Linked DNA regions of Homo sapiens: regions 2 and 3 are each linked to region 1. Evidence: chromatin loops called from intact Hi-C (ENCODE). Cell type or tissue: A673. All regions are shown on one strand. Region 1 has its middle 7.4 kb from the start of NXPH2. Region 2 has its middle 16 kb from the start of SPOPL-DT. Region 3 has its middle 98 kb from the start of HNMT.

Region 1 (8,000 bases):
CACCGCTTTTTCTCTTTTCCAGTCTATTTAACAACTAGAGAATCAGATCAGTGCTTTCTCATTTTGAAAGGTAGTCTTCACAGTGTGAGGGGAAAAAGAGTGGTTTTTTTTTTCTCATACAAACCCGTAGTAGAAAGTGGGACCTACCAAATTTTACTGCTACGTGATCCAGTTGTAGTCTTTTAAAAGCAAAGAACATATCTAGGGTTATGTTCAATGCTTTGAGATCAAATTTGTCAACTTATGGCTCATCCAGACCATTAGTTTTTTCCAGTGCTTTCCCTGTACTTAACTTTCTCATCCCGTACTGTTCATTAGTATCATTACCAGAAAGTGGAGAAGGAAATAGTATGCATTTCAGAGTTTCAAGTGAATATTAGATAGTGTTCAACTTACTCACTTTACAGTTAAGAAAACAGGCCTGAAAAGTTCTGTGACTTGCATCAAGTCACCTAGAGATGCTTGGGCGGATCCGTAAATTGATTCAAAGGCCTGAGATTCTCAGTGCACTGCCTGTTCCAGTTCATTACTCTGCCTCAGGTATTTTCCAATTGGCCAGCAGTTATAAAAGTTTTGATGTAGTCAACAAATGAACCTCTAGCTAATAATAAATGTGACAATGATCTATGAATGCTAAAAGCCTCAGGGTCTACCTTATAATCAGGAAAACAGGTTTGACTATAAGGAGCCTGAAGCATTGATCTGGCAGTAATTTTAAAAGGGTATGAGGGAAAGGGAATGATATGGCGTGAGGCTACTGTGCAGCCCTCAGACTCAGGATTCCAGAACATGGTAGCATTTACCCCAAGGATAGGGGAAATTCTCAGGAAGGCTTCCAGCTTCTCAGACCTCTGCAATAGGAAGCTGGTGGGGTTTTTGGTAACAATTCTTAACAACTGTTATAAAATCCCTTTGAGTGGCCACTCTTTCTTTAGTGATTGAGTCACTTATTTAAGGAAATGTGATGCTGTATTGTATTGAATCTCAACACCGATTGCATAATAGAATCACATGGAACTTCAAACATCACTGAGGGTGGGCTTGAACATTGATATTTTTCACCCAGGATATTTCAACATACAGCCATGGTTGGGCCCTACTACTCTACCAGGAACTTGTGTTTCTTTTCTCCACCCTCCCTCTATCCTTCCCTTCCTTCCTGCCTTTCTTCCATCCTCTACAGAATTATAGCCCTAATTGTTGGAATACGCTGAGGCTGTAACCAACTATCATTAGGACCTATTTACTTTCTTGATTCTGTAGGACCTTCTCAGGCAACAACTGGACATTTTCTTTGTAAATATTTAGCACGATTGGAGGATTTATGAAGTTTTATTGCATAAATTTATCATTTGTTCCAGGTTTAAACACAATTAACTGATCTGTAGTTAAAGTGCTTTTCTCCCAACCTTTGGTGGCTGCAATACTACCTCTTCATTATCTCTTCACTTGGATGCTGGAAGGAGGTAACAGGAGTGTGTTGGTAGTTGATGCAACTATCAGTAGTCAAGAGGAGAGGCTAGAGGGGAAGGGAGGCAGGCAGGATCCCAGCAGGCCCTGTGATGAAAGGGCACCTGGGTCAAGAGAACATCACTCAAGACTGACAAGGCAGCAAAGAGCTTCTTCCTGGGTGCCAATATTGCATCTCTACCAAATCAGAATGATTTGGTAAATGACTGATAAACCTGTCATTATCTTTCCATGGGTAGATAGAAATAAACCTGTCATTATTGTTCCATGTGTGTTCCCATGCATTGTCCACAGATGCATGATTATTTAACTGAATAATCACCTTGTCTACTTGTACATCAAACATGACAGCTTTCATTACAAAGGAATTATTTAACCTGCCTCAAATGTTGCTTCATATATGGAGCGAAAGCAGGGGAACAGAACCATGGAAGGTTAGAATTGGAACATCTTGTTTAACCTCCTCAGTTTGTAGATGAAGAAACTGAGGCCCAGAGAGAGAAAGTGATATCCCCAAAGTCACACAGCCAGATTGTGGCAGATCAAGATTAGGCCCCAGGATTAGTGCCTCTTTGGACTATGGTAAGCTCACTCTGTGGGGTAGCCCGGAGCTCTGAGGTGCCTATTTCCTGTACCAAGATGATTATGAAAGAACAATGAGGGGGACACATATTTACAAAATATCATCTTAGTTAACCAAATGCAAATTTCCCAATTTGAGAATACTTAAGAGTTCCTAAGAGGGGGAAGACAGAGACCTGGGATGAAAAGATATTGGAGTAAATGCCATTGCCCCTCGAACCCCCACAACTTCTTATCATGAATGAATAAAGCACTATTGGTTGCAAGTGCCCAAACACAGCTCAAACAAGTCAAACAACTACAACAGAGGAAATTTAATAGCCTATGTGAATAGGAAGTTCAGTGGCTGAAGGTAGTTTTAGGCAATTTAAACCAAATTTTAAAATTCTTGAGCAGGATACTGGGCCAGCCATTCTGAGTTTGTGTGTAATTCCCTTAAAGTGGGCTGGGTGTGGCAGCTGGAGAAGGCTTGATGTTAGACCCTGGAGAGCAGAGAACAAAAACCTAACTCCTAGAAACTAATTTGTATAAGAACCTGAACCTTCATCACCACTTGACATGGTCTTTCCTGGTTCAGGTGCCTATAGCTTTTCTTTGCTAGGTCTCTAACTGAATGACTCTCATCTTCTAACTTCTTATCCCACATTTCTGTACTTGCCTGGTTCCTTAACACTCATCACCTTATTAAATGTAGAGCCATACTTGCTGTAGAAGATGAACTGAAGTTGTAACATGTGGATGATGGTTCAAGTATCACATATGCAGCTCTCTTTACTATTCTTACCGCCAAAGGAACATGAAATTGCTCCCTATGCAACAAGGATGTCACCACTTGTCAAAACATAAGCAGCAGCTATGTTAAACCAGCAAGTTTAAAAACACCAAGGCACTATCCACCAGCTTTAGGTAATTATGATTTATTTTAGTTTGTTTGTTTATAGCCAGGTTCTTAGTAATTTTAACATTGCATTCTGAAATGCATGTGACTTTTTCACTGTGCCCTTTGGCAGGATCAATGAGTTCTGCACAGTGTTGCCTTTTGAGTCTTCTTCATTGTTTTTGTGAAATGCAATGGCACGGTGTTCTTCGTGGTCTCTCCGGACCTCAGCATTACTGTTCAAGTGCTGCTTTCATGTGTTATTTAAATCTGTGTCAAATGTGTGGTACCTTCCCACATGCAAACAGAAGTTCTGTTAGGAAACAAGTCAGCTAATTTTCCTACTCTGATAAAGTACAGGTTTACATTAAGAGGCTACTAGGATTTGGTTAAAAAAAAAATCCCAATTTCTAATCAGTGGGGACTTCTATTTTCTTCCTCAGCTGATCAAAAATGAACTTGTCTGGTATTTCCCTGGCAAAGTAATAATCACGCTGAGATTTTTTTCACTATATTTATTGGAATATCTTGGGTGCTATCTACTGGCCAAATGTGGCATTGCCTCATAAAAGGTGAACAGGCAAATTGCCATAGCTCTTTTAAAGATAATTTTGTGTGGGGGCTGAATATATGCCATAGGTTTTAGCACACTTGGGACCTGCCTTCTTGGACAATATCACTTCCAGACATCACTCATTGCCTTTGAGATTGGGGGATCACTTGATCAGAAGTCACACAAGTTGTAATATAAGTGAAATATAATGGGTAGGCAGGTTCCTGCTTGTCCTTCCTTGAAATGGTTGACTATAAATAGCTTAAATCTAATTTGCACTTTGCTGAGCAATGTGAATGGATAAAAATGTTACTAATTTCAAATGAGCTTCGCTATATAGATTCAATCAATAATCCTGTGTCTTCATGTGTACATAAAGGAAAATAAGAAGTTAAAAAGATTCTTTATAGTTATTTTGCACTTAATACTAGGTAGAATGTACATGCCAATTGATAGTATTGGTCAAAATACTTGAAAATAAACAGATAAACAATATTCAGCATAAGGTAAACTCATCCAATTTATGCTAACCAAATCATATTCTTTCCCCAGGAGTTTTTCTTTGTTAAGCATCTTGTAATTTACCCAGAAGAGTACATTATGCTTTAATCAGATTTGCAGAAAGGAACATATCAGGAGAAAACACGGAACAGTGAGACACTGAGAGACTATGCCAAGTGAGATGGGAGACACAGTCAAAGAGCAGAGGGATCTTACTTACTGTAGCAAAATGAGCAGTTGTCCCATTTAGGACAAATAGCTGTAAGGGAAAAGCCAAGGACATAAGATCAATATTGATCATTGAGAGGTAATGAAGAGAAAAGCCCAATATGTCAACATTAACTTAGGTGAAAATCTAGATTATAAGGCTGTACTTAACAGGAACTTAATGCAGGTGTATAGATTTAACAATATACCAGAAAATAAAATGCCCTATCTTAATTTCTAAAGTTATTAAAATGCAACTTATGCCTTTAACTCAATTATTCTAAATTGCTTATTCAGTCATTCGGTGTTATTTTTGCCAGGTCATACTTACTTCAGGTTGTATTCTATTTCAGATTGTAATTTTTGAAATTGAATATCCTGATTCTGGGACTGTATAATATATTTAACTTATTCAGTTTTCTGTATATTATTGAATAATGATAGATGTAAACATTTTGATTGAAATGAGAAAGACCATAAATTAAAATATTCAACTATCATTTTAAACCATTCTGTTTTGGCAGTGGAATATTTTTTAAAGTTATGTTTGTAGGTGGAAGTAGGAATTTTACTTACACTTATTTTCGTTTTTGTTTTAAATTTTTTTCTTCAACTTTTATTTTAAGTACAGAGGTACATGTGCAGGATGTGCAGGTTTGTTACATAGGTAAACCTGTGCCATGGTGGTTTGCTGCACCTATCAACCCATCACCTAGATATTAAGCCTAGCATCCATTGGCTACTCTTCCTGATACTCGCTCTCCCTCCACTCCCAGCCCGGGCAGGCCCCAGTGTGTGTTGTTCCCTTTCATGTATCCATGTGTTCTCATCATTCAGCTCTTACTTTTAAGTAGGAACACACAGTGTTTAGTTTTCTGTTCCTGCATTAGTTTTCTGAAGATAATGGCTTCCAGGTCCATCCATGCCCTTGCAAAGGATATGATCTTGTCCCTTATTATGGCTGAATAGTATACCATGGCGTATATGCACCGCATTTTCTTTATCCAGTCTACCATTGACGGGCATTTGTGTTGATTCCATGTCTTTGCTATTGTGAGTAGTGCTGCAGTGAACATATGTGTGCATGCATCTTTATAACAGAACAATTTATAATCCTTTGGGCACATAAAGAGTAATGGAATTGCTGGGTCAAATGATATTTCTGCCCCTACGTCTTTGAGAAATCACCATGCTGTCTTCCACAATGGTTGAACTAATTTAAACTCCCACCAAAAGTGTAAATGCATTCCTTTTTTTCCACAACCTTGCCAGCATCTGCTGTTTTTTTGACTTTGATAAAAGCCATCCTGACTGGTGTGAGATGGTGTCTTATTTTGGTTTTGATTTACATTTCTTTAATGAGCAGTGATGTTGAGGTTTTTTGTATATGTTTGTTGGCTGCATGTATGTCTTCTTTTGAGAAGTGTCTGTTCATGTCCTTTGCCCACTTTTTACTAGGCAATGTTTAATGTTTGTTTTCTTCTTGTAAATTTGTTTAAGTTCCTTGCAGACTCTGAATATTAGACCTTTGACAGATGAATAGATTGTAAAAATTTTCTCTCATTCTCTAGGTTGTCTGTTCACTCTGATAATAGTTTCTTTTGCTGTGCAGATGCTCTTTAGTTTAATTAGATCAATTTTTGCTTTTGTTGCAATTGCTTTTGGCATTTTCATCATGAAATTTTTGCCCATACCTAGTTCCTGAATGGTATTACCTAGATTTTCTTACAGGGTTTTTATAGATTTGGGTTTTAAATTTAAGTATTCCTTTTTTTCTTTTTTTGAGGTAGAGTCTCACTCTGTTGCCCAAGCTGGAGGGCAGTAGGGCAATATTGGCTCACTGCAACCTCTGCCTCCCAGGTTCAAGCGATTCTCCTGCCATAGCTCCCAAGTAGCTGGGATTACAGGTGTGTGCCACCATGCCCAGCTAATTTTTGTATTTTTAGTAGAGACAAGGTTTCACCATGTTGGCCAGGCTGATCTTGAACTCCTGACCTCAGGTGATTCACCTGCCTCGGCCTCCCAAAGTGCTGGGATTACAGATGTAAGGCACTATACCTGGCCTACATTTAAGTCTTTAATCCGTCTTGGTTAATTTTTGTATGTGGTGTAAGGAGAGCCCAGTTTCAATTTTCTACACATGGCTAGCCAGTTCTCCCAGCACCATTTGTTAAATAAGGAATCCTCTCCCCATGGTTTGTTTTTGTCAGATTTGCTGAAGATCAGAGGTTGTAGGTGTGTGGTCTTATTTCTGAGTTCTCTATTCTGTTCCATTGGTCTATGTGTCTTTTCTTGTAACAGTACCATGCTGTTTTGGTTACCATAGCGTTGTAGTATAGTTTGAAGTCAGGTAGCATGATGCTTCCAGCTTTGTTCTTTTTGCTTAGGGTTGTCTTGGCTATTCAAGTTCTTTTTTGGTTCCATATGAATTTTAAAATAGTTTTTTTTCTAATTCTGTGACAAACGTCAATGGAAGTTTAATGGGAATAGCATTAAATCTATAAATTACTTTGGGCAGTGTGCTCTTTTTTATGATATTGATTCTGTCTATCCGTGAGTATGGAATGTTTTCCCATTTGTGTCATCTCTGGTTTCTTTGAGCAGCAGTTTGTAGTTCTCCTTGAAGAGATGCTTCACTTCCCTTGTTAGCTGTATTCTTAGGTATTTTATTCTTTTTGTAGCAATTGCAAATGGGAGTTCATTCATGATTTGGCTCTCTGCTTGCCTGTTATTGGTGTACAGGAATGCTAGAGATTTTAGCACATTGATTTTCTATCCTGAGACTTTGCTGAAGTTGCTTATCAGTTTAAGAAGCTGATATGATGGGGTTTTCTAGATATAAGATTATGTCACCTGTAAACAGAGATAATTTGACTTCCTCTCTTCCTATTTGAGTACCTCTACTTCTTTCTCTTGCCAGAACTTCCAATACTGTGTTGAATAGGAGTGCTGAGAGATGTCACCCTAGTCTTCTGCCAGTTTTCAAAGGGAATGCTTCCAGCTTTTGCCCATTCAGTATGATATTGGTTGTGAGTTTGTCATATACACCTCTTATTATTTTGAGGTGTGTTCCTTCAGTTTATTGAGGAGTTTTTAACATGAAGGGATATTGAATTTTATCAAAGGCCTTTTCTGCATCTATTGAGGTAATCACGAGGTTTTTGCATTTAGTTCTGTTTATGTGATGAATCACATTTATTGATCTGCATATGTTGAACTAACCTTGCATCCTGGGGATGAAGCGAACTTGATTATGGTGGATAAGCTTTTTGATGTGTGGCTGGATTCAGTTGCCAATATTTTATTGAGGATTTTTGCATTGATGTTCATCAAGGATATTGGCCTGAAGTTTTCCTTTTTTGTTGTATCTCTGCCAGGTTTTTGGTATCAGGATGATACTGACCTCACAGAATTAGTTAGGGAGGAGTCCCTCCTTTTCAATTTTTCAGTAGAAATGTACCAGCTCTTCTTTTTACTTCTGGTAGAATTCAGCTGTGAATCCCTCTGGTGCTGGGTTTTTTGTTTTTTTTTTTTTGGTTGGTAGGCTATTTATTACTGCCTCAATTTCAGAACTCATTATTGGTTTATTCAGGGATTCAGTTTCTTCCTGAGTCAGTCTTGGGAGGGTGTATGTGTCCAGGAATTTGTCCATTTCTTCTAGATTTTCTAGAATTTGTGATAGAGGTGTCTATAGTATTCTCTGATGATTGCATTTCTGTGGGGTCAGTGGTGATATTCCCCCATATCATTCCTGAATGTGTTTATTTGATTCTTTTCTCTTCTTTATTAGTCTAGCTAGCAGTCTATCTA
Region 2 (8,000 bases), 300 kb before region 1:
ATTTGTTTTCATTCATTGTATCTTCACAATATTTATACTTGTCACATTGCTTTCTAAGTGATATTTGAAAAGCGTGTTTACATGGTATTCTTGCAATTGTAAAATCCTCCCAGAAAAACTGAATCTTTTACATTATCATGCCTTATTTTCCCTCCCTTTAAACCAGTTCTATAAGCATTTAAAACCAGTGACCTTGATAGGGATTTAAAGTGATACCATCTCACACTAGTCAGAATGGCGATTATTAAAAAGTCCAGAAACAACAGATGCTGGTGAGGATGCAGAGAAAAAGGAACACTTTTACACTGTTAGTGGGAGTGTAAATTAGTTCAACAAATTAGTAAATTAGTTCAATTGAAATTAGTTCAATTGTGGAAGATAGTGTTGTGATTTCTCAAAGATCTAGAGGCAGAAATACCATTTAATCCAACAATCTCATTACTGGGTATATACCCAAAGGAATATAAATCATTCTATTACAGTCCGGGTGCAGCGACTCATGCCTGTAATCCCAGCACTTTGGGAGGCTGAGGTGGGCGGATCACTAGAGGTCAGGAGTTTGAGACCAGCCTGACCAACGAGTGAAACCCTATCTCTACTAAAAATACAAAAATTAGACAGGTGTGATGTCATGTGCCTTTAGTCCCAGCTACTCAGGAGGCTTAGGCATAAGAATCACTTGAACCTGGATGGCAGGGGCTGCAGTGAGTCGAGATCGCACCACTGCACTCCAGCCTGGGGTGACAGAGCAAGGCTCAGTCTCAAAAAATAAATAAATAAATAAACCACTCTATTATAAAGATATATGCACCTGCATGTTCATTGCAGCACTATTCACAATAGCAAAGACATGGAATCAACCCAAATGCCCATCAGTGATAGACTGGATAAAGAAAATATATACCATGGAATAGTATGCAGCCATACAAAGGAATGAGATCATTTCCTTTGCAAGGATATGGAGGGAGCTGGAATCCATTATCTTCAGCAAACTAACACAGAAACAGAAAACCAAACACTAGATGCTCTCACTTATAAGTGGGAGCTAAACAATGAGAACACATGGACACAGGGAGGGGAACAACAAAAACTGGGGCCTTTCATGTGGGGAGGTAGGGGGAGTGAGGCCATCAGGAAGACCAGCTAATGAACACTGAGCTTAATACCTAGGTGATGCAGAATTGGAAAAAACTACTTTAAAGTTCATTTGGAACCAAAAAAGAGCCTGCATTGCCAAGTCAATCCTAAGCCAAAAGAACAAAGCTGGAGGCATCACGCTACCTGACTTCAAACTATATTACAAGGCTACAGTAACCAAAACAGCATGGTACTGGTAACAAAACACAGATATAGACCAATGGAACAGAACAGAGCCCTCAGAAATAATACCACACATCTACAACTATCTGATCTTTGACAAACCTGACAAAAACAAGAAATGGGGAAAGGATTCCCTATTCAACAAATGGTGCTGGGAAAACTGGCTAGCCATATGTAGAAAGCTGAAACTAGATCCCTTCCTTACACCTTATACAAAAATTAATTCAAGATGGATTAAAGACTTAAATGTTAAACCTAAAACCATAAAAACCCCATAAGAAAACCTAGGCAATACCATTCAGGACATAGGCATGGGCAAGGACTTTATGTCTAAAACACCAAAAGCAATGGCAACAAAAGCCAAAATTGACAAATGGGATCTAATTAAACTAAAGAGCTTCTGCACAGCAAAAGAAACTACCATCAGAGTGAACAGGCAACCTACAGAATGGGAGAAAATGTTTGCAATCTACTCATCTGACAAAGGGCTAATATCCAGAATCTACAATGAACTAAAACAAATTTACAAGAAAAAAACAAACAACCCCATCAAAAAGTGGCTGAAGGATATGAACCAACACTTCTCAAAAGAAGACATTTATGCAGCCAACAGACACATGAAAAAATGCTCATCATCACTGGCCATCAGAGAAATGCAAATCAAAACCACAATGAGATACCATCTCACACCAGTTAGAATGGCGATCATTAAAAAGTCAGGAAACAACAGGTGCTGGAGAGGACGTGGAGAAATAGGAACACTTTTACACTGTTGGTGGGACTGTAAACTAGTTCAACCATTGTGCAAGACAGTGTGGCGATTCCTCAGGGATCTAGAACTAGAAATACCATTTGACCCAGCCATCCCATTACTGGGTATATACCCAAAGGATTATAAATCATGCTGCTATAAAGACACATGCACACGTATGTTTATTATGGCACTATTCACAATAGCAAAAACTTGGAACCAACCCAAATGTCTAACAATGATAGACTGGATTAAGAAAATGTGGCACATATACACCATGGAATACTATGCAGTGATAAAAAAGGATGAGTTCATGTCCTTTGTAGGGACATGGATGAAGCTGGAAACCATCATTCTCAGCAAACTATCGCAAGGACAAAAAAACACCGCATGTTCTCACTCATAGGTGGGAATTGAACAATGAGAACACTTGGACACAGAAAGGGGAACATCACACACCAGGGCCTGTCATGGCATGGGGGGAGTGGGGAGGGATAGCATTAGGAGATATACCTAATGTAAATGATGAGTTAATGGGTGCAGCACACCAACATGGCACATGTATACATACGTTAACAAAACTGCAGGTTGTGCACATGTACCCTAGAACTTAAAGTGTAATAAAAATATATATATATAAAAACTACCTAGGTGATGGGTTGATGTGTGCAGCAAACCATCATGGCACATGTTTACCTGTGTAACAAACCTGCACATCCTGCACAAGTACCGTGGAACTTAAAAGTTGAAGGAAAAATAAATAAATAAATAAATCTAGTATTGATTTGGGTTATTTCAGTTTGTGTTCTCCAAATAATATTTGTTCAAAATAAAGTAATTTAGAAAATGCTCTAAAATGTGAAAGACTTACAAGAATGTGAATGTAAGACAATATCCTTTAATTTTGAGGAATACTTTTGGACAAAGTATTAAGAGTCTATTATGTGCTTGGCATCATACTAAATAATAAGAGAAATATAATACAAAGAGGCAGAAAGAGATCAGAAAGCTGGAGATGTGGGTACCTCACTGGTATCTCACACACTGTGGTGTGCATGCCATTTTGACTCAGAAGGCAGTGGTTGGCTTTTCTCAGAGGGTGATATCATGCTGATTGCTAAATGAAGAAGAAAGTAAACAATGTGAAATTTTAGGGGTAGGACATGAGGAGGCAAGGTGTGAATCATACCAGGCCAAAATGGCCATAACATGGGGTCTAGATTTATGTGTACTAGGAAGCAGTCCTTGGGGTATTTTTTGTAGGGATGTAGTATGAACTGATTCATATTTTTCACATTGCTCCCTATCTTGTACATAGAAAATAATAGTGTCTTGGTGGCAGAGTGGAAGGAGAGATTTAATAGGAGGCGAGGGTTTAGTGTAAGTGGGAGCTGAGAGAAGGAGGCTTGGATCAGTAGAGGAGATGAAGAGAAATGGACAGAATTCCATAAAGAAATTCTAAAGACAGGCTGGGCGCAGTGGCTCACACCTGTAATCCCAGCACTTTGGGAGGCTGAGGCGGGCAGATCACCTGAGGTCAAGAGTTGGAGACCAGCCTGGCTAACATGGTGAAACCCCATCTCTACTAAAATACAAAAATTAGCTGAGCATGGTGGTGCACACCTGTACTCCCAGCTACTCAGGAGGCTGAGGCAGGAAAATCGCTTGAACCCAGGAGGCAGAGGTTGTGGTGAGCCAAGAACATGCCACTGCACTCCAGCCTGGGCGACAGAGCAAGACTCTATCTCAAAAAAAAAAAAAAAAAAGAAAGAAAGAAAGAAAGAAAAAAGAAAAAGAAATTCCAAAGACATAACGGACTGGGAAAATATTTGAACCTCATATTGCTTTTCTACAGATCAGTAAGAAAAAGACTGGTAACTGAAAGTAAAATGAACAAGGAATGTTAACAGGCAGTTTGCAGAAAAGGAAATAAAAAATGCTAAATATATGTTAAGCTGTTCGATTTCACTCTTAATAAGATAAATGAAAATGAAAATTACACTGAAATGTATATTTACTAAAGATTAGCAAAAAGAAGAGAGCTTAATAGAATATAAACTTGGGGAGGGTAGAAAGAAATATTCTCATACATTTCTGGGGTGAATGTAAATTAGTATACTGTCTGTGATGGACAATTTGCAGGTATCTATCAAAATCACACAAGCACTTATTCTTAGACCCAGAAGATTCTCCTCATTGTAATTTATCCTAGAGATAAACCTTTATTCTACATCCTATAACAGAGGCTGTCAGTGCTCTGCTCATGTTCATCAGATCTGCAGCCTTCTACCAATGACTCTCAGAAGCTGGTGTGTATTCACTTCAGCTACCTCACTCTTGAGGTTAAATAACTGTGAGGAGTGTGTTTTTCTCCTTTCTCAGATTTCCTCATTTGAGCTTCCCATAAGGTTAAACTCCAGTTGCCCATGGCAGTACCTTGGCTCGATACTGCATTGGATGACTGCCTTCTTTTCCCTGGATCACTTCCCTCTTCCTTTACTGGTTTTCCCAGTACTTCTGAATAAATTACTTACAATCAAGATTTGTTTCTGGAGAAATTCAACTAAGACAATCAATCCAAGCCTTTTCTCTGAATGTTCTTTCTACTTTTAGATTCCTAACAGGGGTGCTACTGGCATTTGGGTAGCATATGTCCATGTCATATAATCTTGCCATTACCTTTCAGGATGTTTAGCATGTCTCTTCTTTGGACACAGAATTCCACTAGTTACTGTGACAGCCAAAAACTTAATACATGCATTTCCATATTTCCACGTGTCTTTCTCTCTCCCCTGGAAACACAGCTTTTCCTGTAGCCCTCTCAAGTAGAGCCAATATCTTCTCTCAGATGCCACATACCACTAGGCCAGTGGGGGGCTCCTTACTGCTTCCAGATCATTTTCTCTTCTTCCCCTAAAACCCCAGCTTTTAATATCATATTTTCCCACCATATTGCTATGATTCACTGTATTTCCCTTGACCACTCCTCCTTATTCCTTAAAGATTTAGCCTTTAGCTGATTGACATTTTATCAAACACTATTCCTATAATAGTTCTTGGTGATTGTAATATTCACGTGGATGATCCTTTCAACTCCATGGCCTCTCAGTTCCTTGACTTTCTCTCTTCTCTTCTTCAATGATCTTATCTGTCCTTCATAAGAGAACCTCCAGAATCTCCTACCAAATACCTACCTGTATCTCTGCATCTGTGCCCACCTACTGCCTTCTTTTCTGTTACTATAAATGAACACCCTGTGCCTATCCAGACCAACATGTCTTCTAGTTCTAATCCTATACTTTCCTCCCCACTGAAGGATATAATTCTAGCAATTCATCTTGCTCTACCTGCGTCCCAAATTTTTCCCTCTTCATAGCAGTCAAATATGCTGCAATTCTGCCTATCTGAAAATGATAATATGCTCAACTGGTTTTTATTCTACTTCACTGGCTACTTTACCACAACCTACTTTGCTAGTTTTGCCTTGTCTCTTTGATTCTAACTATTGGAGGGCCCCCAGGGCTAAGCCCATGAACTTTTCTCTATCTATGCTGCTTACATTATGATTTTGTTAATTTCTGTGGCTTTCAATATCACATATAAAATGAAAATTCCAGAATTTATTTATCCAGTTTGATCTCACCTCTAAATTCCAGACTTATATATCCACTATCCTTTTTGATAGCTCTATCTGGTACCTGATAAATAGTTCCAACTGGAAATTTTAAAAACCAAATTTATATCCTCCTATCCAAACATGCTCACTCAATAATCTTCTACTTAGGAAATGGCATACTCATCATTCCATTTGCTCAGACCAAAGTCCTGGCATCATTTAATTTCTCTTTCACACTCTACATCCTTACTTTATCAGCAAATCTTTTTGGCTCTATTTATATTAAAAGTATAAATAGAACTCAGTCACCACTTGCACCTCCATTGCCCCCAACTTTCTAGTCCGAACCATAATCCTTCTTTAAAATTTCAATAGCCTCCTGATTGGGTTCCCTATTTTCATTTTCCCCCACAGTCTAATTTCACTACAGAAGTCAGAGTGATCCTTTTAAGACTTAAATCAGATCATGTTATTACTTTGGTCAAAACTCTGTATCTTATTCGGAATAAAGGTGAATGTTCATGTAACAGTTCACAAGACCAGATAGAATCTAATCCCTCAGGCACCATTCCAGTCTCCTCTTTAACCTCTGAATAAATAACTGGAGAATGGAGATAGGTTCCACATAGATTTTTGGAGGCAGAACTATTAAGACCTGCCAGTGGATTTGATGTGGTAGGATTAGGGAAAGAGAGCAATAAAACATGGTAAACAACTCCCTAGTTTTTGGCCTGAGCACCTGGATATATGATTGTGTGTTAACTCTCATGGGAAAGACTAGGGCAGGAGTAGGTATGGGCCTACCTAATGCGTATTTGTAGGATGTGGTTACAGCAAGTAGATCCGAATTCTGTCATATACATGTTAGGCTTTAGGTACCTACTGGACATTTAAGTGAAGATTATGAGTATGCAGCTATAAAGTCTGGTAAGAGAAAACTAGGTGAGTGTATTTCATGAAATCTATAGAAGATGCTGCTGTTACTAAAAGGATGCAATGTTGAGAGATTTTGATGCTGCTGAGAGATTTAGGAAAAACTGAACAGAGGCTGACAATGAATTAGATACATTCAGGTCATTGGTAACCTTGTGTAACCTTATTAGTGGAAAGATGGGATGGGTTAGGGACAGAATAGAAGGAGTGAAATGGAAGATAGTTTATACAACTAACATGGTAGTAGAAAGATAAATTGATTCTGATTGCATCTATTTTTAACCATCATTGTTGTGATATAATTAACATACCATAAATTTACCCATGTAAAGTATACAATTCAGTGGTATTCAGTGTATTCAAAAGATTGTACAACCATCACTACCATCTAATTCCAGAACATTTTCAATACTTCCCAAAGAAACCTCACCTTTATTAGCAGTCACTTTCCAATCTCCCAATCCCTGCCAATCACTATCTTCTTTCTGTCTCTATGAATTTGCCTACTCTGGACATTTCATGCAAGTGAAGTCATACAATACATGGGCCTTTGTGTCTGGTTCTTTCGCTTAGCAGTTTGCAAGGTTGCAGTGTCTGTCCATGCTTTATTCCTTTCTATGACTAAATATATTCAATTATTTTATGGATATACCATATTTTATCTGTTTATCAGATGATAGACATTTGGGTTGTTTCTACCTTTCGGCTGTTAAAGATAAGGCTGCTATAAGCATTCATGTATGAGTTTTTGTGCGAAAATATTTTCATTTCTCTTGGGTACGTCCTAGGAGTAGAATTGCTATGTCATGTAGTAACTATATGTTTAGCAATTTGAGGAACTGCCAGACTTTTCTAAAGTGGCTGCACCATTTTATATTCCCACCAGAAATTCCAACCAGATTTGGGTCTTTTAAAAATATATTCCATCTCTACTTAGCTTTCTGAACATTTGGAACATAGTCACAATAATTGTTTTAGTGTCTCTCTCTGCTAATTATATCATCTGTGCCAATTTTGGGTCTGTTTTGATTGACTGGTTGCTCTCCCCATTATGAGATATGTTTTTCTTTTTCTTTGCATGCCCGGTAATCTTTGATTGCATGCATACTTTGTGAATTTGTTGGGTGCTGGATACTTTTGAACTCTCATAAATCTTCTTGAGTTTTGTTCAGGTATGATGTTAAGTTACTTGGAAACAGTTTGATCTTTTCAGATGTTGCTTTTATGATTTGTTTGGCAGGTTGAGAGCAGTTCTCAGGCTAGGGCTAATTATTTCCCACCACTGAGGCAAGACCTTCTTGAGTACTTTATCCAGTGTCTATGAATTATGAGTTTTTCCAATCTGGCCGGTAGTGGGAACAGACACTACTTCTGGTCCTA
Region 3 (8,000 bases), 920 kb before region 1:
TGGTGGTAAGAGAATATTTCTGAAAGAGCTACCAGCAAGAGTGAAATCTCTAATGTGCAGTCGTGTGGGGAAACTGGCTTATTTCCCAAAAGCTCATTGTTAAATTATCAGAAATTGTTTGAGCCAGTTGCTAAATATGGTCATTATTAAACATCATATTACATGCACTTAAAATTAAATAAAATGCATTAGAAAAAAAGATATTCATTACTTGTTAATCATTTTACTACATTTTATTATTGATGATCTTGAAGTTATTTACTCCTATTCTTTCTATATTGTGAATACAATATAATGATGTACTTCTGTGCATTTCTTCCCAATTCTGTATTCAAAGATGTCATAATGATCATTTGAAATCTCCAAGGGTGGAAGTACTTACATCACAGAAGTTGGCAAACACTACAAATCAGGGCTTTCTTTCATGTTTTATTGATTATCTAGACACAAGAAAGAGATAGAATGTTAGTAATGCATATTGAACTTAAAAGTGTGCTGTATCCTATTATTTCAAGATCTTAGTCAACTTCATATATAAAACATGCCGTGCTTCTGGGTTAACTTTTCTAGGAAATTGCTGTGGTTTCTTCTTCTTTTGAATATGTGAGTGTCTTAGTCTGTTTTGTATTGCTGTAAAAGAATACCCAAGACTGAATAACTTATTAATTAAAGAGTTTTATTTAGCTCTTGTTTCTGCAGGCTGGAAAAGAAGCATGACACCAGCATCTGCTTTTAGTGAGAGCCTCAGACTGCTTTCAATCATGACGGAAGGCAAAAAGGAGCCAGTGTGAACAGAGATCACATGCTGAGAGAAGATGCAAAAGAAAGAGGAGGGAGGTACCAGACTCTTTTTAACAACCAGCTCTCACAGAAACTAATAGAGTGAGAACTCACTCATTCCTGTAAGGGTTGCACCAAACCTTTCATGACTAGGCCCCACATCCAACATTCAGGACAAAATTTCAACATGAGCTTTGTGAGGGACAGACGTTCAAACTGTAGTTGTGAGTCTCGCCTGACTAAGGAGTTTTACCTATACACTGAAGGAAAATCAGAGAGGCTAAATAGATATAAAATGCTTAACTTTAGGGTGAGAGGATGGAGACAAAACTATAAGCTGAGTGGAATGCACATGCCAGAAAGAGTAGAGTGCCAACATCTATCCTAGGAATCATAATTCCCAAACAGGTAATTTTATCTCTGTCAAAAAGAGCCCTGTTAATTTTTCCTGGGAATAAATGCTGCATTACAAGCATTTGGAAAGGGGATGTGGAGAGAAAACTGGGATATTTGACCTATAGGTAGACTTTTAATTAATTACCCTGCTTTGATTTCCCTTTGATACGGCTGAGCTGTGTCTCCACCCAAATCTCTTCTCAATTGTAATCTCTATAATCTCCATGCATTGAGGGAGTGATCAGGTGGGAAGTGATTGGATCATGGGGTGGTTTCCCTCATGCTGTTCTTATGATAGTGAATGAGTTCTCATGAGATCTAATGGTTTTATAAGGCAGTTTTCCCTGCTCTTGCTAGCTCCCTCTTTCCTGCTACCATGTGAGGGTCTTTGCTTTCCCTTTGCCTTCTGCCATGATTGTAAGTTTCCTGAGGCCTCCCCAGCCACGTGGAACTGTGAGTCAATTAAACCTCTCTATGTAAGAAAGGGTGCCCATATAAGCCTACACCAAATGGTTAATAGGAGTTCTTTCTGTGCAATAGTACTAAGTAACCTAACTTTTTTTTCTTTTCTATATTTCCCGATTTTGCAAATAAACATATTTACTTGCTTAATACAGTTGTTTTTAAGGACATGTTACTTTCTGATTTTAAGTTTGCAACTGGTAACATTACTGCTGTCTTCACCAGTTGTCTAGAACTGGCTGATTGGTTATTTTTAACAATGACATTAACCAATACTGTCTCAGAAGATTAATTTGTCTTTCAAAGTTGGGGTAATTTTTCTTTGTTCATGTTACTTTAGCTGCAGTCAATGAAAGGGAGTTTTTACAAAGATAATCAGAGCATAGATAAGCTTTCACAGGATATTCTTATTTTCTGCTTTCGGTTTTTTCCTCAATAGTACCTTAAATGGCAGCATACAGATGAATGAAGATCTGTTAATGTCAGCATTGATTTTATAATCCCTCAGCAGAAACTCAAATGGGATCTGATGTCTGCCATGACTTTTTTATTCTTATGGAATAAGTATGGTTTAAGAAACTATGGCTTCATTGTTTGTAAGGCAAATATTTCCAACTTTGCTGTATTCCTTGACAATCTGCCTTAAGCAAGAATATATGACTTACTCTTTGCCTAAAAATTTTGTTTGATGGATTTTTTTGATGTAGGTATATATACATATATATTTATAAAATGTAAATTAACAAATATTTCTTTATATCCCAAATAATTAAAAATACATTGTCATAGACACCATTATTCTGCAATTCCTTCTGGGGGAGATAAGAGGACTTAGGACATCAGTCTCACTTCTTTGGAGGAACGATAACCTGGTTATACCAATAGCTTGGCTATAGGGTGTAAGAAAGTAATGCGTTCCTCACTAGGAAATATATAACTGCCTTTGTGACATTGCAATTAAGTCTCAAGTTGGAGACATCTGATTGTGTGGGGTGTGAGAGTGAGGAGAGATGTCTTTTCTAGTTTCTTCATAACATTTGGCATTCAGGGCTCTCAACTTACAACAATTTATTGATGTCCATATGTATTGTTAGATAAATTTGGGTGTATGGGAGTAACAGTCTCAGTCTCAAAGTGAATCATGTTGAAGCAAAATACTAAATGAATGTATTTTGAACTATCTATCAAATAGATAATATGTTCTCCTTAGATTCGTTCAAAAGTCATTCTTTAAATATGTATTCAGTGAGGTTGTCAGTCCCACACATCTGTGGCCAGTGAAGAGCAAGAAAAGCATGAAAAGGCTGCCAGAGTCCATAGCATATCACTTGCATGACAATAGAGCTGCTGCTAGCGAGACAGATATTGGGGGAAATTCAATAACCTAGGGTTGAGGGCAAAATTGCATCAGCCAAAATCATGCTTAAAACTTAAAAGAGGTTACAGAGCATTGGATGGGGAGAGAGAATGCAAAGCCAAATTCTCGGTGAAAGGCATAGAGGCATAGGGATTATAAGAAAGACTTTGTGAAAATCATTCTGGTAGAATTTGTGTCCCTATTTCAAGCTCAAACTGATAAGTATACTTGACCTCCATATTCTAACCTAGTCACATCAGTCAATTGAGCCATTGTTGAGAAGACTTAAATGATTACTTCATGGAGAACTCTCTGGAGCAGTGGACTGGCAAGGAAATATGTGTAAATAAAATAGTTAATCAATCCTAAAGTATTAATATTTTATGTTAAATTTGCAATCTGTGTATTTTATTTAAATACTGGTAATAATAAAAAGAATTTGATATATTAGCTTTGTTGTTTTTAGCTGTGAGTAAATAGGATGTTTTTGTAAATTGAACTGTAATATTTATGGGAACTCAGTTCCTGGCTTATGTCAATTTATTTATTAGATTAATAACATTTCATATCATGTTTAAATATATGTATATTTAATTTATAAAATTTAGTTTAGTGTGTTTAAGAGAATGTACTTCACTAAGTTTGTAAGCAGGAACTACTGGTTAGGAAACATTAACTGCTTAACTTGGGTTAACCATTAATTTTAAATAAGATGAAATAAACTACTCTCATTTTTATCTAAATATTACTTATAAGTTAATAAAACATAGATGAACTAAAAGGTCTAAGGAAAATTAATCCTTTAGTAAAACTGACTATTAATTTGAAACTCTCAAATATTAAAACTCATGTCAGCATGCCACAATTGATAACATAAATTGTATATAATACAGTTGATAATGGAATTCTATTCCTCATCAAGTGTCAGAGAAGTTGATAGTTCTAGGTATTTATGGAGGTGGGAAAGAGTGGACAGAGAGTCCAAAGAAATGAGGTCCGATAGGGAAACATTGAGGGTCAAGGTCTACCCATCCACAAGACCTCAAATCATCCCCCTTAGGATTTAACTCAAAATGGGCAACAGCCACCAGGTGGTGCCAAACTACAGCCCAAACCAGTTATGGATTTAGCTCATACAGACAAACCACTGGGCCTCATTCTGACTAAATACATGGAGTTGAACCAATTAATTCCTTAACCTTACATTAATTGAATTGCACGTTTTCATAAAATTCAGTTTCTGCCTTTCAATCACAGTGTAATGTTGGGATTTTTACTGTGACTATAGTTATTTTTGATTCTCAAGGTTTCACCTAACACATTTTAAAAAATTGCATTCATAGACATAGCAGCCTTATAGAAGATGGAAATTGTACAATGCTCCCAGCTCTTCTGTGTCTGAAGTTATCTGAACTCAGTACAATTTATCTGGTGTTATTAATAATGTTAACTTGGTCTGCATAATCAATGGCACCTAGAGAATATTCCACAAAAGTATTCTGTAATCTGTTTATAAAGTTAGTAAAATAATTTGTTAATACTTTATCCCAAATATTAAATATACTATACATCACTTGTTACATATTTACATGAAGATAAATATGTTTAACAAATGATGTATGATATTTACAAGTAACTAATGAAATTGAAACTCTAATTGATATTCAATGTCAGTCCATTTATAGTGTAGTGACAATGATGATGAGAGTAAATAGGCAAAAGTCTTTATAGCCTTCCTCCTCTTGGACATCAGGCTTTGTCATATGTTAACGTAAGAGCAAATGAGTTGTCTCCTGGAAGTAAAGGTGATACGCAAATTGTAAAAAGTTCTTTTATCTCCATGTGGTTATTCAATGTTGAGATCTGTGTATGTCTATGTACTCTAAATATACATAATGAACTTAATTTTTATGTTTTGATATTATCTTTATTTTACTAATTGTTTCATGCTAATCCGTGAATTACAGAAACACTTTCTTATGTGCCATGAAATTCCTACAAATGTGTGTATCTGTGCTATATCTATCTATGAGAAAGGTTTACCATGAATTACAGAGACACTTTCTTGTATGCCATGAAATGCCTGCAAATGTGTGTATGTGTGCTATATCTGTCTATGAGAAAGGTTTATCACCTAGGCTGAACACTTGGGTTTCTCCCCTGGGTTTGTTTTCTATCTCTTTTTAAAGATGACTGGTCTTCAAAAGAATCTCTTACTCTTGGGGCTGAGACTAATCTAACTGACTGAACTAAAACTTCACTATAAAGAGATTTTATGTTCTTTGCATGCTAATTACAGTAGCGCTGTGAAAAACCACCCTGAAAATAGGTCCAACACAAGCATGAAGCTATGAAATACATGCCAATTTATGTGAGCCTGTACAATACTAGCTCATCTGACCACCCAACACTCTCTAAAAGGATCCCTTAATGTATTAGAATATAGACTGGCTCACAATTAAAACTTACCATTTCTTTAAAAAAAAATTTTTTTAAATTTTTTTGGCCTAATTGTATTTTTTTAATTGACGAATAATAATTGCCATATTCATACATATTCATGGGGTACATAGTAATGTTTGGATACCTATAATATATAGTGATTAGATGAGGGTAATTAGCATATCTGTTATCTCAAAGCTTTATCATTTATTTGTGTTGGGAACGTTCAATATCCTCCTCCTAGCTATTTGAAACTATATCATACATTATGGTTAACTATAGTGATCCTAAAATGGTATGGATTTCATTATGGGATATCAATTTAGTTGGTGGCAGCCTACCAGGTACATAGGCCAGATGGGAGACAATCTTTTAATCAATTATATGACCCAGAGAGCAGACTATGATCATTGAAACAAATTTATAAAATAAGCATAGACCTGACCTTGGAGGCCCTTGTTTGAACATATCTTTACAATTGTTTCAATGGCATGCCTCCAAAAAATTCAGCAATACCCCATTGGTTTTCTTCCCAAGATGCTAAGAGCAGTAAGCAGTTAGTATTTAAGATAACTTATAGGATCATGAAGAAGCTTCATTGAATTTTAATGACAAAATTTGAGTTGAGGGGAAGCATATTTTAAATTGCTTGCATTTCTTTCTATGGGACAGTAATTCAAACTATTATTTTTATAAATATATAAGGCTAAAATGTTAACATCAAGTATGTTAGCAAAATGAGTCAAATTTCAGAGTTATGAAAGCAATATCAGCCAAGCAGAAAGTAAAAGTATTCCTACTCAAGGCGTATAAATTTCTATATTAGAAAGTAGGCCCCTGACGTTTTTGAGGGGTGGTCCATTTGTCAAGTTGTAAGTAGTCAATAACTGTTCATCTCCTGAAGACATAGAGAATACCTAATGTCTAAATTATATCCCAAGTACCTAATATTGTGCTAAGACCTTTTAGATCTTCAATAAAATCTAGTGATTGACAAAGAAAATACATCATACTTTTCACAGCCTCCGTATCAAGAGCTTTTAGTTTGGTAGGTTTATTTGGCTTCCTTACTGTCAAGTTTGCATGTCACAAAATGGGATAAGAGGAACAGGTCTCTTTTGATCTTTAAAACTATACGGATTTGACCCACCAATTCCAAGTCCAATAAATAATCAATTAACAGCCACTTTGTGGATATATAAGTATACATAAGTGTATGTTTTCTATAGCCATAGAAAGTCTCACTGAGAAAGTGATGTTTGATTAAAGACCTGGAGGGGAGAAATTACGTAAATATGTAGATAATGTCATAAATTCAACCAGTATATGTGGTAGAAATATAACCAATTATAATACCCTGTCTGTTCAGTAAAGAGAGATTACAAATTCAAACTATCATTCCTCTGAATTGGCAGTCTATAGAGTCTTTTTAACAGGTAGTTACTGTGTGGCTTTTTGTTCAAAAAAGATTGAGAATCAACAGTTATGGTAGGCACCGTGGGTTTGCAAATCCAAAATTTATTCTCAATTCTTCTCTCTTTTGCTCACCTCTGCATTTAGATGCTAGAAAAATCTCAATACCTTTCTGCCTGCTATGTAGCCATACAGGACAGTGGGAAGTTAAAATAGAAAAACGTTTGATTTCTTGAAAGACAACAGGCTCAGTGTCTTGGTCCCCTGTCCTTTTGCTATGGCTTTGAATGCAAATAACATAACTGGACATGGGTAGATATCCTGGACCACAGGGTAGCGAGGATGAAGGAAAGGCCCAAAGAATCTCAGAGACATTAACCCTACAATCAAGCTGTTAAACCAACACTAAAGCTGCTTTACTCAAGACTTAAAAAAAAATTTGAGAAAAATACACCCTGATTCATTTGAACTTCTGTAACTCAAGTTTTCATTTACTTGTGGCTAAAATCTTTTCTAATGTTTACAGACAGAAAGAGCTAAACCCATGCAATTGTGAGATTAAGCAAAAGCCCATTCCTGTGCCTAAGACTAACAAACCCTCCATGCGTTCTTGAACTCATTCACCTCTTTGTTTTTTTGTGACTTATCTCACAGATAATGAGACCTTAATAACAAATAAGTGTAAAAAAATTTTCACATTGAAATGTTACAAACATTTGATGTAATAAAACCTTGTTGGCGTGATAAACACATCACATTCATTATCTCTTATTTAGTAACTGTTTTTGATTAAAAACACTCTAGAGATAATTTTGATTTCACAAAGGAAGAAGAAAGTTAGATACAAATTCAGGAACATATAATCAAATTCTGATACTAGGACTAGAAGACTTGACTTGATATAAGCTGTTCTTTTAGTCACGAGAAAGGAGTTCTATGTTTTGAGAAAATGATATTGATCAAAGTCCAATGACACCAAATAAATATATCATTATGGAATAAGAATGCCATTTCTATACGGATTTGGTCTTTTGTTGACAACAGGAGTGTAAATTGTCATTCAACTGCAAAGTGTTATTTAGTAGCTCATGCTTAAAGAAAACAAATCATAACCACAGGTTATTTGCTGACTCTTACTGGGAAAAATAAT

Evidence for each region. A loop is a pair of places that touch in the nucleus more often than their neighbours do. Peaks named below come from ENCODE experiments on the same cell type or tissue, not always from the same donor. Only the 100,000 strongest peaks of a DNase experiment are listed, where the experiment ranks them.
Region 2: it touches region 1 in a loop (2.9-fold over the local background); 14 of 110 quality-filtered maps call a loop at or near these places.
Region 3: it touches region 1 in a loop (3-fold over the local background); 14 of 110 quality-filtered maps call a loop at or near these places.

What each region holds. Positions count from the first base shown.
Region 1 is chr2:138,783,783-138,791,782 of GRCh38, forward strand. No RefSeq gene overlaps it. Among named protein-coding and RNA genes, the nearest start is that of NXPH2, 7.4 kb to the left of the region's middle. In A673, a CTCF peak has its summit at 3,498 (motif pointing left); a DNase peak (open chromatin) is centred at 3,479; H3K27me3 peaks cover 563 bases.
Region 2 is chr2:138,482,058-138,490,057 of GRCh38, forward strand. No RefSeq gene overlaps it. Among named protein-coding and RNA genes, the nearest start is that of SPOPL-DT, 16 kb to the right of the region's middle. In A673, CTCF peaks have their summits at 4,941 (motif pointing right) and 5,143; no DNase peak of the experiment used is centred here.
Region 3 is chr2:137,862,060-137,870,059 of GRCh38, forward strand. No RefSeq gene overlaps it. Among named protein-coding and RNA genes, the nearest start is that of HNMT, 98 kb to the right of the region's middle. In A673, a CTCF peak has its summit at 4,084 (motif pointing right); a DNase peak (open chromatin) is centred at 4,092.